2 separate regions of the Homo sapiens genome follow, and region 1 is linked to region 2. Evidence: chromatin loops called from intact Hi-C (ENCODE). Cell type or tissue: psoas muscle. All regions are shown on one strand.

What was found. Peaks named below come from ENCODE experiments on the same cell type or tissue, not always from the same donor. Only the 100,000 strongest peaks of a DNase experiment are listed, where the experiment ranks them.
Region 1: a loop joins it to region 2, with 3 times the contacts of the local background. A loop is called at or near these places in 3 of 110 quality-filtered maps.

The regions. Positions count from the first base shown.
Region 1 is chr17:70,181,809-70,189,808 of GRCh38, forward strand. No RefSeq gene overlaps it. Among named protein-coding and RNA genes, the nearest start is that of KCNJ2, 16 kb to the left of the region's middle. In psoas muscle, no CTCF peak of the experiment used is centred here; no DNase peak of the experiment used is centred here; H3K4me3 peaks cover 1,200 bases; H3K27ac peaks cover 3,878 bases.
Region 2 is chr17:70,617,650-70,625,649 of GRCh38, forward strand. No RefSeq gene overlaps it. Among named protein-coding and RNA genes, the nearest start is that of KCNJ2, 450 kb to the left of the region's middle. In psoas muscle, a CTCF peak has its summit at 4,942 (motif pointing left); a DNase peak (open chromatin) is centred at 4,932; H3K4me3 peaks cover 385 bases.

The DNA.
Region 1 (8,000 bases), 440 kb before region 2:
TCCCAGGTCATACTTGCAAAGAAAAAAACAAATTTCCATCTAGAAATATTCATTTTCAAGCTAGCAAAACTGATTAAATGAATCGTATTTGTTTGCCCAAATTTGAGTGAGTGAATAAATGCATAAATGAATAAAGGATGGCTAGCTCTATGTCCTTTAAATGAAGTAAAGAACCAAGTCCGTGATCAGCTTATTTCAGGACCTCAGTGTTTCTTCAGGATATTTCAGACCATGGAGCTAAGTGACCTAATGATTAGTCACTATCTGAGGGTTGTTATAATGATTTTATAAAAAGAGAAATATCTAATTACAAGGTAGTACCTGCAAAGCACAAGTAGAATAAGAATATCAGAGTGCCTGGCTTAGGAACTGGGTGTCCAACTGTCCTGATTTGCCTGGGACTCAGGGATTTTCTAGCGTGCAAGACTTTCAGTGCTGAAACTGGAAAAGCTCTGGGCAAACCAGGGGAGTTGGTCATCCTCCTTTGGAAAGTAGAGAAGTAGAATGGCTGGGGGAAAGGGGAAGACCCAGTAGATAAGAATTCGCAAGGGAGGAATTGAAGCAAGGTAAACCAGAGGCAGCACGTGAGTGTTACTAAACAGAATAATAATGGTGAATAATTACTTAGGAAGTGGCTCTCTCCAACTAACTGAAATTTGTCACCTCAAGGGCATTTTTTTTGTTTTGGAGGAATGGTTTTCTAAAATATTATACAATTATCTGCCTTATTCAAAAGATGATATATATTATTTAACATTTCCTTATGTGACTCAAGCTAATATGTGCACCTCTTTCTGATGGGATATGCTTTTTAATCTTTTTTTATCACGAAACCAGCAGCTAATATTTTGTCCACTGCCAGAAGTCCCCTAGTGCTAGTTTGTTTTCTGCTTCTTATTCTCTGGGTCAAATAAATCAGATCAACCCATTATGATATAGATTATTGTATCATATATGTCATAGCATATATGATGAGTTTATCATATATCGTCATATCATATATAATATAGATTATCAGAGAGGATATCACATAATCCTCTATGACTAATATCATACGTAATAGCAGGGAGGTTCAGAAGGCCCAGAGGAGACACAAATGACCTGGCTTCTGCGCAGGTTTTATATTCATTGTACTGATTTTCGGAGATCTTTTTTATTTCAGGTTTGAGATTATATTCGGAGAGGTTGAGGCCATTAAGGAATTTGACTTTAGAAAATTCTATTCAACTCAACCAAAAATTTGTTAAGCGATTATAATGTAATACTGGGCACTCAGAGTTTTCTTTATGGACTTGGTCTCCAATCAGTCACAACTTAGAAAATGGGTGGTATGGTTATATATTTATTTTGTCTTAAAAACTAAGAAAAGTAACTGGGTTTTAGATATAAAAAGTTTGTATAGAACAGTAACTACCAATTACTGAGTACTTAGGATCTATTAGGCACTGTACAGACACACTGTTCTTTTCCTCCATGTGTGGACATCTTCATTTGGAAGATTAAATATCTTTGCAGGGAGGTCACTGTGGATTCAAGTGTTTTTGAAACACCCTATTGGGAATCGTTTTCAGTGCACCTCATTTAAATATTTTATTTGTGACAAAATTTTTTATAACTTTTTGGTTAAGGTTAAATTCTATGTTTAGAAAAATCCAGAACTCAATCAGAACCACATTTAAGTGACAAAGTTGGATAATTAAGATCGCAAATATCATGTCCTACAAAACAATCAATGAGTGACTATAAAGAACATGTAATTAGTGAGATGGTTTGGTTGTTTAATTGTCAATGGTTCTGATTTGGCTCAAATGACCCAGGAGGCTTTACAAAATATGCTGCACCGGGAGAGTGGACTTGGATTAAGTAAGCAACCTTCTGCTATGATAACTTGGAAGGACATCTCAAATGTCTATAAATAATCTTACCTGGCTTAAAAAACTCCTTTCTCTCTCTCTCTCTCTCTCTCTCTCTCTCGCTTTCTTTCCCTCTCACTTTCTTTTCTAATTCATGATGGTAACTTCTACCTTTTGTTTTGATTTTTACCCTTGAATTCTAGATAAACTATCTGCAAACGTTCACATTAATGTGGAAGTTTGGTGAGACAAACCTGTTTTCTCAACTTCATAATATCTTAAAATTAAAATATGTAAGACCTTTAAAATATAATACATACCATTTTCTTCCCCTCCTAGCCTCCTTCTAGCCACTTCTCTTGAAACCATTTGCCATATATCAGTAACAGTAACCTTAAAATCAACTTAGTTAAAAAACAACTATTTACAAACATAATACTTGTATAGACACACAGTCATAATCAGAAGACATCACTTTATAATCTATATTTTTTTACTCTTACAATGGAAATTCTATAGGTAAAACAGTCCCTCAAGGAAAAATTAAATGTTTGTATATATTTGGTTTGGTTTTGATAGACTGCTTTCTGACAACAAACATACACACCCAAGCAAGCTTCTACTGCTATGAAAATTATGGAATTGTGAGGTAAAAATGTTATGACAATTTCTTGGTTTAGGGAAATGTGAGAAAATTAAGCATAGAGAAACTCCAATGCCAGAGACATTTCAAAAATAGCATGTATGTTCTCCTTCCTCCATCCTTTCCTTCCTTCCTCCCTCTCTCCCTCCTTCCCTCCCTTCTTCCTTCCTTCCCTGTTTCCTTGTTTCCCTTCCTTCTCTTCCTCCCTTCCCCTCCCCTCCCCCTCCCTCTCCCCTCCCCTCCCCCTCCCTCTCCCCTCCCCTCCCTCCCTCCCTCCCTTCCTTCTTCCTTCCTTCCTTTTTTTCTCTTCCCTTGCTTCTTCTTTCCTCCTTCCTTCCCTCCTTCTCTTCCTACCTTCCGCTTCCCTTCTCTCCTCTTTTCTTCCTTCTTCCCACACATTTGTAATTCTCTATCATTTGCCTGCCACTCTGTTTGTTGTTGCTGTAATTAGTAGTGCTCACAAGTGACTCTTAATAAAGTTACAATAATAAAGCATGGTTACCTAATGCAATGTTTAACCTAAAATTTGAAAGTGTTTCTTCTTACAGTTTAAGTTGGTTTTGTAAGGACTTTGCTCCGGTGAACCCTGTTCTTTCCCTCCCTCCTGCTAAATGACTGCTCTGACCCCGTATTCTGCTGCGATTAGTTCTGTGAATCATCTTCGCCTCAGCATTTCCCCAGTCCTGACACATGGACAGAAAGACATCCCTTGGCAAACATTCAATCTAGTACAACAAACAAATGAATCAAGTCTCAGCCTTTGTCATTTTACTTGGATTTTGTTTTTTTACATTTTTGCTAATACAGTTTTACATCTAAAGTCCCAGTTAAGCAGCTCTTCATTTGGTCCTGCAAACAGAGTGTCTCGTCGAATAGTATATAGGAGGTTCCTTTACATTAGGAACTTTCTCATAAAAACAGATTATTTACCAAGAGAGAAATTTCAAAGGCAAGTATACACACATTTCTAACAAAACACTCTCGGCAAAAGCACTGTCAGATGGCAACCATATATGACAAAATGAGGGAAAGTTGAATGAACATGTCAGAGGTTTTCTTCAGTCCTATCATGAGTTCTTTTGGTGGCCATAAGGTCAACAAAGCACTCCTCCCTGCCTTTTCCAGGGAGGAGCTGAAGTGGCAGCCAGCATCACTTGGGCACACTCAGTCAATGAGGCAGCTGAATAAGATGCCCCCGAGTTGCCATAGAAACTGGAAGAAGCAGAGAAGCACCTTCTCCTGCACACTCTTTAATTTCATCTGAGTGACTTTGTTTAAGAACCAAAAATAAAAAGTGCACAAGGATGTAATTATATAAAAAGCTGTGTTCGATTATAAATACAGTATGTACTTTTGCCTCAGTCTACAGCTCACCTCTCCCTTCCATTTCGAGGCATTTGAACCATTCAAGGAGGAGTCTTCACTTCAGCTTTAATTGAAATGAGGCCCAGATTTACCAAGACAGGGGAGCGAGACTTTCTGCATTTCTATCTTTCCCTGGTTCACATTTGACGTCTGCATGTGGAGTCTTTTATAACAAAGTCTATTTCCAGGGGATCTTCATATCGGGCCATCTGGGTTCACCAGGGCTTACTGAAATTGCTCTGCCTTTTGGCATTTGTAGTCTAAAACATCGTATAGGTTTATGATCATTTTGCAGGATAATAAAAAGAGGTGGACAGGAGAATGCCAAAAAAGCAATTAGTGGAGAAGGGCAACAAAATCCTTTTTTAAAGAAATCCTGTTGCTACTTGCAATAAACAGCTAGTTTCACAATAGAGCAGGATGGGAGGAGAGTACCTCAACAGTGGTCCCATTGCAGTGTTCACCTGGGGGAAATTGTTCAGAATTTAGAGGGTCTACCTCTGGTCTTTACACCTTCCTGAAGGGCTGATGGGTTAAATTTGCTGGAAGAAAATGACACATCTTCTTTCTAGTATCCTTTAGTGAAACAGGGCAATCCTGAACCTGCATGAATCCTGGCATGATTTGAAATGTACTTGCTCTTAGGTTCCTACTTCCTGCTAGTGATTTGCATGAAGTTGAGTGCAATATAGAATTTACTTAAAAAGGAAAATGCAAAGGTACAAGGTGTGTCCAATGAGCAAAAATGCAATCCTATGTGTTCTTCGTGAATATGCCTTGTCTGTTCTCTTGATTTGGAGGACTACACATGAGAACCCGAGACTGAGACTTTCTGCAAGGCAAATAAGTCTTTTGTATAAGTAAAATATGAAAGGATTTTTCCCTTTTTGGAAAGCTGGCAGCCTGCAGGTAAAAAATGTGGCTGGTTCAGCTAGTGCTGTTTGTAAAACTAGACTGGCCATGTTTCTTAAATGCCTACTGAAACCAGTTACATGCTTGCAAGCAAAAAAAGAAAGAAAAATAATGGAACTGAAGAACGTCCTTGGCTGTTTAAGGTTGGAAAATTTTACTTAAATGAATCTAGAATTTCCAGATCTTTTTACCTAGAGGTACATAACAACCACAAAAGGAGTTTCCTCAAATATAGCTTTAAATGTCAGCCGTGTCCTCTTCCTGGCTTTGAGTTCAGATGTATTGTTTCTGGTGTTTTGTTTTGTTTTATTGTTGATTGTTTTTGGTTTTTGCCTCACATCAACCCACGATGAAAACTCAACTCCTCTTAGAGTTTTTCCAAAATAACATGAAAATGCATTATTAAGAAATGTTGGTTTTATAGAAAATTTTATATGGAAGACAGAAGAGGGGTTCTCTGCACACCCTCCACGTGAAACATCAAACTTATCTTGCAAGTTGGATTTCTACAGGGATTTCGTTCTCTTATCTCTCACCACCAAGAGTGAGATTTACTCTTTTTACCTTTTGAAATCCAATAAGGTGCTGGGCAAAACAAGGGACCCTGTGGTTAGCAAGGCCCTTGTTGTTAGAAATGGTCAGCTTTAAAATGCCACAGATTAAAGAAAAATTATACAATAACTGTGCCACTAAGATGCATAAAGTAATAAAGTTTAAATAACACAGTCCAGCATTTGCCTCCAGTCTCAAAAGCTCAAAAGTCTGATTCCATCAGCACATCTGGCCCTAGGAGCCAGATGTATGGACTTAAAATATTTATTTACAATGAGAAGTATGAATGCTAAAGGAACCACACACTTGAAGACTACAGTCAGTGTATGTTCACTGTCTGTGAATTTTTCATGGTGGTTGGGAATAGAGCAAGGAGAAGTCACGTGAATTAATCGTAGGATTGTAGGATGTTAGCAAACAAAGACAGCATCTTTCATCTAACTCAACTGGGAATCAGACTAAAGAACTGGTCATGTTGAATCATCAGATGGAACTCTCTTGCCCTGAACAATGCTTGGATCAGCACTATTCATTTTAGCTTGTGGGATTCTTCTTTCAGATACTTCCAAGGCCGACTAGTATCATCATTCTCTGTTCCCTTTTAATTAAAACATTCTTTACTTACATAAGTGAATATACACAGTCCATTTGAAGTTACATTTCAGAGGTCTGGAAATCTTTCTCTTGTTTCATCTGTGATTTTTTTATATAATTATCTCTTTATGGTATATTTTACATGCAATAAAATGCACTTATTTAAGTGTACATTTCTATGCTTTGGATAAATGTATATATTCTTGTAACTATTACCACAGTCATTACCATCATCTTCCAAATTTATTTTGTACCCTAATTCAGAGAATCCTCCCCTATCAGTCCCACCCTTGGCCCCAGGAAACCACTGACAAAGTAAGTTTACCTTTTCCAGAGATTTCATCCTATCTTTTTTTCTTTTTTTTTGATTCCTTGATCTTTATTTTCTTAATTGTTAAATCGATACATTGTCATTGTACATAAGTATGGAGTACAATTTGGTGTTTCAATAAATATCTACGTTGTATAATGATCGAAACAGGGTAATTAGCTTATACATCACCTCATGTATTTAATATTTCTTTGTGATGAGAACATTTAAAAGCCTAGCCCTAAAACTGTCCTCATAAAATTAATAAAACTAAATTGTCAGTTTTCTTACCAAAAGCATAAGCTTTGAGTAGAAGCAGGGCTAAGCATTAATCAGGTTTCCCTAGAGCCTACTTCTTTCTCGCTTCCTACTACTTAAAATTCACGTAGCCGCATCACAAGCTCCTGGCTTCTACAGACAACGTCTTTAATGTTAAGAAACCTCAGATTCTCCATTAAGAGATGTTTTCCAGATCTTGCATTCTAAGGATCCACTGACACCAGACAGTCTGAAGAACTCTCCGAGGAACTAAGTGCAACAAGGCAGTTTCTACATATTTATGATTTTATCTCCCATGCCCTAATCAGTGACCTCCTGCTTCTCAGCCCCATACGTGCCAAACTTTTCTTAAAAAACACAGTCCAAATCTCCTCAAGGAGGCAGAGTTGAGGTTCTCTCCTATCTCCTCATTTGGATGCCCCTGTGATTATTAAATTCTTTCTCTGCGGCAACTCCCGCTGTTTCGACGTATTGAATTGTTACTGCTCGATGAGCCCTTGAACATGGCAGCCCTATAACACCTTCTAGCTATGTTGCAATATACAATACTTTACTCTTAACCATAGCCATCCTACTGGGCATTGGACACCAGAACTTATTTCTCCTATCTAATTGTAACTTTGTACCCACCGATCAATCTCTCCCTATCCTCCCCTACCCCTACTAACCCCTCCCTAGTCTCTGGTAAACACTCTTCTACTTGCTGCTTCTATGATGTTACTTTTATTTTAGATTCCACATATGTGAAATCATGCAGTATTTGTATTTCCATGTCTGGCTTATTTCACTAAACATGATGCCCTCCAGGTCCATCCATGCTGCCACAAGTGACAAGATTTCATTTTTTTTTTTAATGGTTCAATAGTATTACATGGTGTGTGTGTTTCTGTGTGTGAACATTTTCTTTATCCATTCATCTGTTGTTGGACACTTAGGTTGATTTCATATCTTGACTATTGTAAATAGTTGTGCAATAAACATAGGAATGCAGATATCTCTTAGACACACTGATTTTATTTCTTTTGGATACATATCCGGTAGTGGAATCCCAGGATCATACAGTCGTTCTATCTTTAATTTTTTGAGGAAATTCTGTACCATTTATGTAGTGATTGTACTAATTTTACAGTCCCATTACCATTGTGTAAGTGCTTGCTTTTCTTCACGTACTCGCCAACACTTGTTTTCTCTTGTTTTTCTTGATAATAGCAATTCTAACTGGAGTGAGGTGGTATCTCATCGTGGTCTTGGTTTGCCTTTCCCTGATGATTAGTGATGTTAAGTATTTTTCATATACCTGGTGGCCACTTGTATGTCTTCTTCTGTGAAAAGTCTATTAAGATCTTTTGCCCATTTTTTAATTGGGATATATATATGTATCCCAATTTTGTATCTCCCATGCCCTAATCAGTGACCTCCTGCCTCTCAGCCCTATACCTGCCAAAGATTTTTTAAAAAACACGGTCCAAAACTCCTCAGGGAGGGAGAGTTG
Region 2 (8,000 bases):
ATTGCCCTGCTTTTCCAGTTATTTCCAAGAACAAAGAAGCACAAGTGCTTCCCAGGGACTGGATGTGGGTCCTTGGGAGAGCTGATGAGAGTCATCTAGTCCAACAGAACACACCAGATGGAGGTTGGAGGGAGAGGGAAGAATGAGTGGGAAGAGACAGAGTGAACATCTCAGGGCTCAGGAAGGAGCATGAGCAGTCAGCACCTCGAGTGGTGAGAAGCTGGAGGTGTTCTACTCATGCATTATCTTTCACATGAACAATAGCGTCAAAAGTGGGCGGAAAGCATTCTCCCCACACAGCAATGCCCATTTAATAAGTTTGCCATGATGATTGACTTGGTAATGCATGTAAAAGGCTTAGGACTGCATGCTTATTAGCCTATCACCAGTACCTACGTGTTTAACATTATATGACAAATACTCGGTGAGTGTCTTAGTTCCACTCTTTCCTAATATTTATTACACACCCCTTCTCCCACTCCTGGCTAGTCAGCTTGCATGTACAGTCATTTCTGCTATAATGCAACATATGTGTTCCTAAGAATCGCTGCTCTGTGTAACGTCAAGCAATTAAAACCACAGAGCTTTGGATAAATCGGCTTAGGCATACAACACTCATGATCAGTGACACATTTTTTAAAAAGATAGAAATATAATAAAGATGGCAGCACATCCTGTATCTAAGATAAAAGTGGAAATTAAAACAAAAATGGTAGCACAGTTTTATCCATGTGAAGTGGTTAAGAAACACATATCACATTCAATATGGCACCTGGAGTTTGCTTGTGGAAGCGGACAGCTCTGTGTTATTGTGAAGTGAGGGAAGGAGCATCCTCTGAAACCAGACAGAAAGCTATAACACCAGATGTAGACGGGTGTGGCTTGTGGTCCTCGTGAGGTGTGTGCATTTGTGTGCTTTGTGTATTTCTAGGTGGCTCCCTTCAGCCGAGTGCAGTTTTCTGTGTTTACCTACTGCTTCTCATGGATGAAAACTCATGTAAACAAATGCAAAATTTGTGTTATCCTCAAACTGAGGATGATATACCAATTACGTTGGAACAAATTCATATTTTCAAAATGAGCAGAACAGTACATATTTACAAACCAGAAGCCACACATCCCCTAGCCTGCTTTGAAAAGGGATAATTTGTAAGAATGTGATCTCCCAAGTGCAATAGTTAGAATCTTTGGATTTAGGCCACGAGCGTTTGCCAAAAGAAATATATAATGGAGAAGAGAGTTCTGGAGACCTTTGTTGGGAAAGCCAGAACATCCTCATAGAGTTACTCAACTCTGGCTAAATTATATGTGAAGACCTAGACGACACCTAAAGAATTATTGTGCATTTTGAAAGCAGGAAGAGGAAAAGAAAAGGAGGAAACAAATGACTCTGATCAATTCTTGGTAATAACAAAGGAGGAAACAAATGACTCTGATCAATTCTTGGTAATAACAAAGGAGATACGATTCCCACTACACTCTCACGTGATACATTCAAATGGTAACTACTTTTCGTCTATTTTTGCCAAAAATGAAGACATAGGATCATAGGAAAAAAACAATGTTTACTAAATCTATCAATCAAAGCCACTAAATCCTAATTCTTCTATTTCAAGATCCATTAAAAAGAAATTTCTGGGGCCGGGCGCGGTGGCTCACGCCTGTAATCCCAGCCCTTTGGGAGGCTGAGGATCACGAGGCGGATCACGAGGATCAGGAGATGGAGACCATCCTGGCTAACACGGTGAAACCCCGTCTCTACTAAAAATACAAAAAAAATTAGCCGGGCATGGGGGCGGGCGCCTGTAGTCCCAGCTACTTGGGAGGCTGAGGCAGGAGAATGGCGTGAACCTGGGAGGCGGAGCTTGCAGTGAGCCGAGATCGCGCCACTGCACTCTGGCCTGGGTGACAGAGCGAGACTCAGTCACAAAAAAAAAAAAAAAAAATTCTACTTATTTATTTTTAACTTTTATTTTGGGTTCAGGCATACATGTGCAGGTTTGTTATATAGGTAAACTTGTGTCATGAGGGTTTGTTGTATAGATTATTTTGTCACCCAGGTACTAAACCTAGTACCCAGTGGTTATTTTCTGTCTCTCTCATCTCACCCTCCACCCTCAAGTAGGCCCTAGTGTCTGTTGTTCGCCTGTTTGCATCCATGTGTTCTCTTCATTTAGCTCCCACTTTTAAGTGAGAACATTCGGTGTTTGGTTTTCTGTTCCTGTGTTAGTTTGCTAATGGCCTCCAGCTCCATCCGTGTTTCTGCAAAAGACATTATCTCATTTCTTTTTATGGTGGCATAGTTTTCTATAGTGTATATGCACCACATTTTTTAATCCAGTCTTCCACTGATGGGCATTTAGGTTGATTCCATGTCTATGCTATTGTAAATAGTGCTGCAATGAACATATGCATGCATGTGTCTTTATGGTATATTCCTTTGGGTACATACACAGTAATGGGATTGCTGGGCCAAATAGTAATTCTGTTTTAGAAATGTCTACTTCTTTGTTTTTGGAGTGAACAATAACAAATAAGTCAAATCAAACAAGAATATATAAAGGTTTGTTTGTATTTTAATTATTAAAATATTGAAAAAGGAATACATGAATTATTTACAAAAGCAAATTGTCAGTCACTGGAGGCAGGTGCCAAAATAAATTCTTCTCTTCAGTGTAATAAGAAGTGCTCTGAAGCAAATTGGAATATAATATTGATAATGACAATAAATTGTAAATTCGTATAACTTTGTAAAAATTTAATATTTGTGCATTTCTGAAGTTCTTTGAACCTTCTTTTTTATCAGCAGTGTTTCTAGGTAGTGTTCATTTCTTCAGACAGAAGGTTCTTAAAGAGTCATGACTGCCTTATTAGTTATGTTTGTGCTTCCAAAACTTACAGTCCATTCCATCTGTGGTGAGCCACTTCAGCAAAATATATTTTGGACCATGAATTATTGGGCATAATGTAACAAAGCAACTGGTTGTTTGACATTTTTTTTTTGTTTGGTATCATGTAGATAGTTATTTTTAGAACCAACTCTAAATGACTTTTCTCCGGCCTTTTTCTTTTTTTTTGAGATGGAGTCTCGCTCTGTCGCCCAGGCTGGAGTGCAGTGGCACAATCTCGGCTCACTGCAACCTCCACCTCCAGGGTTCAAGCGATTCTCCTGCCTCAGCCTCCCGAGTAGCTGGGACTACAGGCATGCGCCACCACATCCAGCTAATATTTTGTATTTTTAGTAGAGATGGGGTTTCACCGTGATAGCCAGGATGGTCTCGATCTCCTGACCTCGTGATCTGCCCCCTTGGCCTCCCAAAGTGTTGGGATTACAGGCATGAGTCACCGCGCTGGCCTTCTCCAGCATTCAACAAGTGTCATGCTATAGTCGACGTGTCAGAAATATCCAGTGAGAATCAGGGAAACCTCATTAGAAAGAGTTCCTGATTGGTTCCCATATGTTCCTGAGCTGTTTACTATATTAGAGTATGGTTTCAGTTTCTCTTATTTCTTTCACTAATCTTTGGGCTCTAACAAGGTATATTCTCATTATAATCTCTCTGTTCTCTCAAAATCTAACACAGTACTAAGTACAAAGTTAGTTCTCTCTATATTGTAGTTAAATGGAATGAGTTCATTACAAGAAGATTAGGGCTGAATTAGCCCAGTTTGGCATTTTACATATTTGAATAATCAAATGGTAGCTAGAACCTCTATTTTGCTTGGTTTTATTAATTCAGTGGGGGACACCTGCCGGATTTAATTTCTCCCTCATTTCTAATGGACTAAGTCAGTTTAGGTCACTGTGAAGACGTGGGTGAGGTCATGAACTTCAGTCTAGGGCTGCTGTTTTATTGTTTAGACTATCGCAGCCCTCCTAAGCCAAATTTCTTATATACTTTCAAAATAAAAATGCAGCAAACTAGTGTGGAAGTAGCCTCCAGAGCGTTCTGCCCCTCACCACCCCCGGCCCCTCCAAAGTTAGACTTAATCTTCTTGTTTCCATGTCAAATCCAAACTGGACCACCATCACTAGTTTCCTAGGAAACCCTGAAAAACTGTCTTTACATAACTCACTTTGCCCACTATTGGAATGCTGCCACTTCTGGGGAAAGGCACAGCAGCTGTTCAGCTGCCTCATAGCAACACTTCACAACAGTGTGGGAGGAAAGCAAAGACCAGCAATATACTTAAATTAAACTTCCCTGGGGAGAGCAAGATACCAGGGCAGAAGGTAATAGTTTAGAGTCGAGAGCATCTAATTAGTCAACAAACCTGCCCTGAAAGCGAACGTAGTGAATTTTTAATGAAATCAAGAGACCCAGTGTTTTTTCTCATCTTCCACTTGAAAGGCACTGATACATATTTAACTGCTATCATCGAAAGAGTCCTTCTGTTTCAAACATACTTCCAAAGAAGTATTTTTTTTATTTTTATTTTGAACTAAACAACAAAAAAGAACACCCACAGCAAAGAATAAAGGTCAACTGGGTTATGTTTTCATATAATTCCTACTATTTCCCCAAAAGTTAATAACATTTCATCCAGCTACCCCTTGGACTAGCTAGGACTAGCTAGAATTGCCAAAACTCAGATGACAATGCAAGAAGCATCGTTTCAACCTGGCTCTGTTCTCTCTTTAGCACGGAAACAAAACACATGTTTATAGCAGCCATTCTTTGAACCGTGATTCATAAAATAGGGGTAGAAATTAAAGAGGTAAAGTCAAAGTTGCCAATAGTAAGAGGAAAATATTTGAACGGATGGAACCCAAACTGCCATGTAATGCTGTGCAGTTTGCTGTGCATAAAGGCACTCAGCCAACGAAGCAAATGGAAGCTTAAAATGCAGTTTGGGCTCCCCTAACCAAACTGTGCACCCAGGAGTCAGGCTACTACTTCCCGAAGAAGGGGTACCTTTTTCTCAGCACAAAGGCGCCATCTGTTGGCCATCTCAACAGAGGGGCTGCTTTCTTTCGGCGGGTTGTGGTCATTCAGAGGGGAAGCCAATTTTTCTAGTGGAAACCCCGCATAGAATGGGGGACCCTAAGAGGCATTCTTGTACAAATACTTCATTTTATACATAAGAGAACAAACACCAGGGGTCCAGTAGAGAACAAAAATAAGGACCTCTGTTTCAGAAAGCAGAAAAAGATGTTATTAAAAGTACTAACAGAAACTTTTTTCTCTCTCCATGAATTCTCTGAAATAGTCATGGTGTCTTTATTTGCTCCATGTTATTGATTTAGTGTAATTCTAAGCAAAGACAATTTTAAAATGTAATTATTAGCATTAATTTCCCTTTTCATCTTTATGTCGTGAAATGTCAGCTTTTAATATGAATGTAAATGCATTTTGTTGGTTACACGGAGTCACTGATGCTATCCACTTCCTATTTTGTAGGTCGTACACGCCTACCCATTTCCTTCTTATCAGAAGAGTGAAAACACTGCAGAAAACCACCTCTTCTGTTTGTATTTTACTTCCGGAAACATATACATCCCATCAACCCTCTCTATCTTCAGTTTACTAGTGAATAAAGAAGGACTTAAAGGTAAAGAGACCATGGCTACTCCTATATTCCAATGTTGTCTTCATTTCCAGCCTAAGTGGCTGGCTGGCACATGGAGGGAAGTAACAGGAGTTAGAATGGCTATCATAGGTTCCTTGTTCCTCTATGTTTCCCAGAAGGCCATTGTCTTATTTCTCCACCGGAAAGCAACTTCAGGTTTGAATGGAATATGTGGACTCTAGGGATGTCAGAGTCCCTGCTCACTCCCTTGGGAATGGTACATGCTTACCTGTACTCTTGAGTCTTTCTAGACCCTCAGGCATTGTGAGTCTACTAGAATTTTGTGTCATGCAGCATTGCAAATGCTATAAGACAATGGGGAAGTACGGAACTACAGGGAACATTCAAAGTGTGCATATCTCCTCTGCTCACACATAGGCACCATTGTCCCATTAGACTTTACTTACAGAACACAAGTTGAAGGATTAAATTATCAAGAATTTCAAGACAGTAACATGAGAGCATTAAACTAGACACAGGGCCCTTCTGAGGACTGAGCACAGGTTGCCAGCCCACAAAACTGGACATGAGAAATATTAAGTGATTTGCCTAATAACCAGAGATAAATGCCTTTCAACTTCAGCTCATTTCTAAGCATTAACTTCTATTTACTTTTTTTTTTAGCTAATAAACTGACCTTTCTAACAATTCTTCAGTGTTACTATTAGATCAATGAATAATGGAATGCAAATGTTTGGGAGGGAAGGATGCTAACAGTGATCGAATGCTCATGGTGCTTTGCCGTGCTTACCTAAATGATCTTATTCATTACAATTCTAATGAGGCAAGGTGTGTTTAATGCATTTTTAAAGCTGGATACTTAAAACCTTAAGAAAGCAAGTAACTCATCCAATGTCAAGTAACTTATGTGTTGAGAAAGCAAGATCAATGAGTTATAAACACACGGAACTTGAGTTCCGTTCCCAACCTCCCTTTCAAAATCTATTCAGCGGCGTCGCTTTCCCATGACTCTAGATGGAGAGTTGGGCGGGCCCTTGAGTTTCTACCTGCTTGGAGGTATTGAACAGTTTCTCCCATTACTTTAGATGACAACTCAGATTCAACTTGGAAGCTGAAGTGTGCAGGTATCTGTAACATTCACATGTCTGGATTGACTTAATGTTAAATTTTCTTCCCTTCCCTAGCTGGGCTGTTGAAATTGGCCACACCATTGCCAACAGTGACACAGCACTTCCTCTTTCCTGCTTGAGTCTTCCTCCAGTTATTAGTTTGAATGGGAGTGGTTAGTACTTAGAAAGTGGGGTGTGGAGCATGAAATATGGGAGTGGGGATGAGAAATTTCTTATTGGGGTGAGTTTTGTGCCAACTCAGACTTCTCTTAATCTCAAGGATTCTGTTTTAACCTGGGTTCTCACAATGCAGAACCTGCATAATTTATTGGGAACTGTAACCCTGAAAGTGAGGGACAGGGGTAGTGAAACAAGGCAGGTTCAAAATAAGGATGTTTCAAGATGGTCAATGTCAGGATATCTGGATGTTCACTCCTATGGGATCTTCTGGAAAGCTGAGTGGCATGAGCTTTAGGATCAGGCCTTCAGCAGAGGAAGGAGAAGTTTTGCTTGCTGGTTTCTATGCATATTTATCCAGAGTTCATCCCATGAGACATTAGCCCTCTTAGAGTTCCAGGATGAAAAAGAGTGATCACAAAATTTTCTGCCATGTCACAGAAAAGCCCAGGGATGGGCCACAGGAATGCTGGATGGGCTTGATGTATGGTGGTGCCAAGATGCACCTGCAGGAAGCCATTTGGGGTCCATGCACAGGCCCATCACTGAAGCTGTGGCCAAAATCAGAGAACAAAGGGGTTTAGTGGATCTGATATGATGCATGAACAATGTCTAACATGGGTGCTTTCCTGGGTTCACTGGAGGAGATTCAACTTGGGCCCTCCAACTCAAATTCTAGGTGTGTGCCCTGCCTCCTCTTCAGACATTTGCCTTCTGAAAGCCTGGCCCTTGGGAGGCTCACTTTATAGCACATATCACCTCTCATATATTGGAGTCCCATTTTCCTCATCCTGATAGTCCTTTTGAGCAGGACTTCAATAGCTCCAGTCCAGTTCACTCTGCAACAAAAGTCTGCATTGGGTCCTAGAAAAACAGTGACATATTCCTTGGCCTATCATGGAAGGGAAGTACAGTTACTCCTGAAATAAACAAGAAACTCACCCCTGTTCCACCAGCCAAAGCAGCTTCTATAACTTTCTATTTTTCCCTTAAGTTTTCCTTGGCTGAAAGTCAGACCGCAATGCACCATATTGTCAAATGAGAGGACAAAGCATTCACAATTAAGTCTCACTTTAAAGCCTCTCTTCTTTTCAGTAAAAATCGCTTTGTTTGGTGATTGACTTTATGATGATAAACATACCTGAAAAAGTCTGATGGAGAGTAAGAAATACAGCTTTTCTA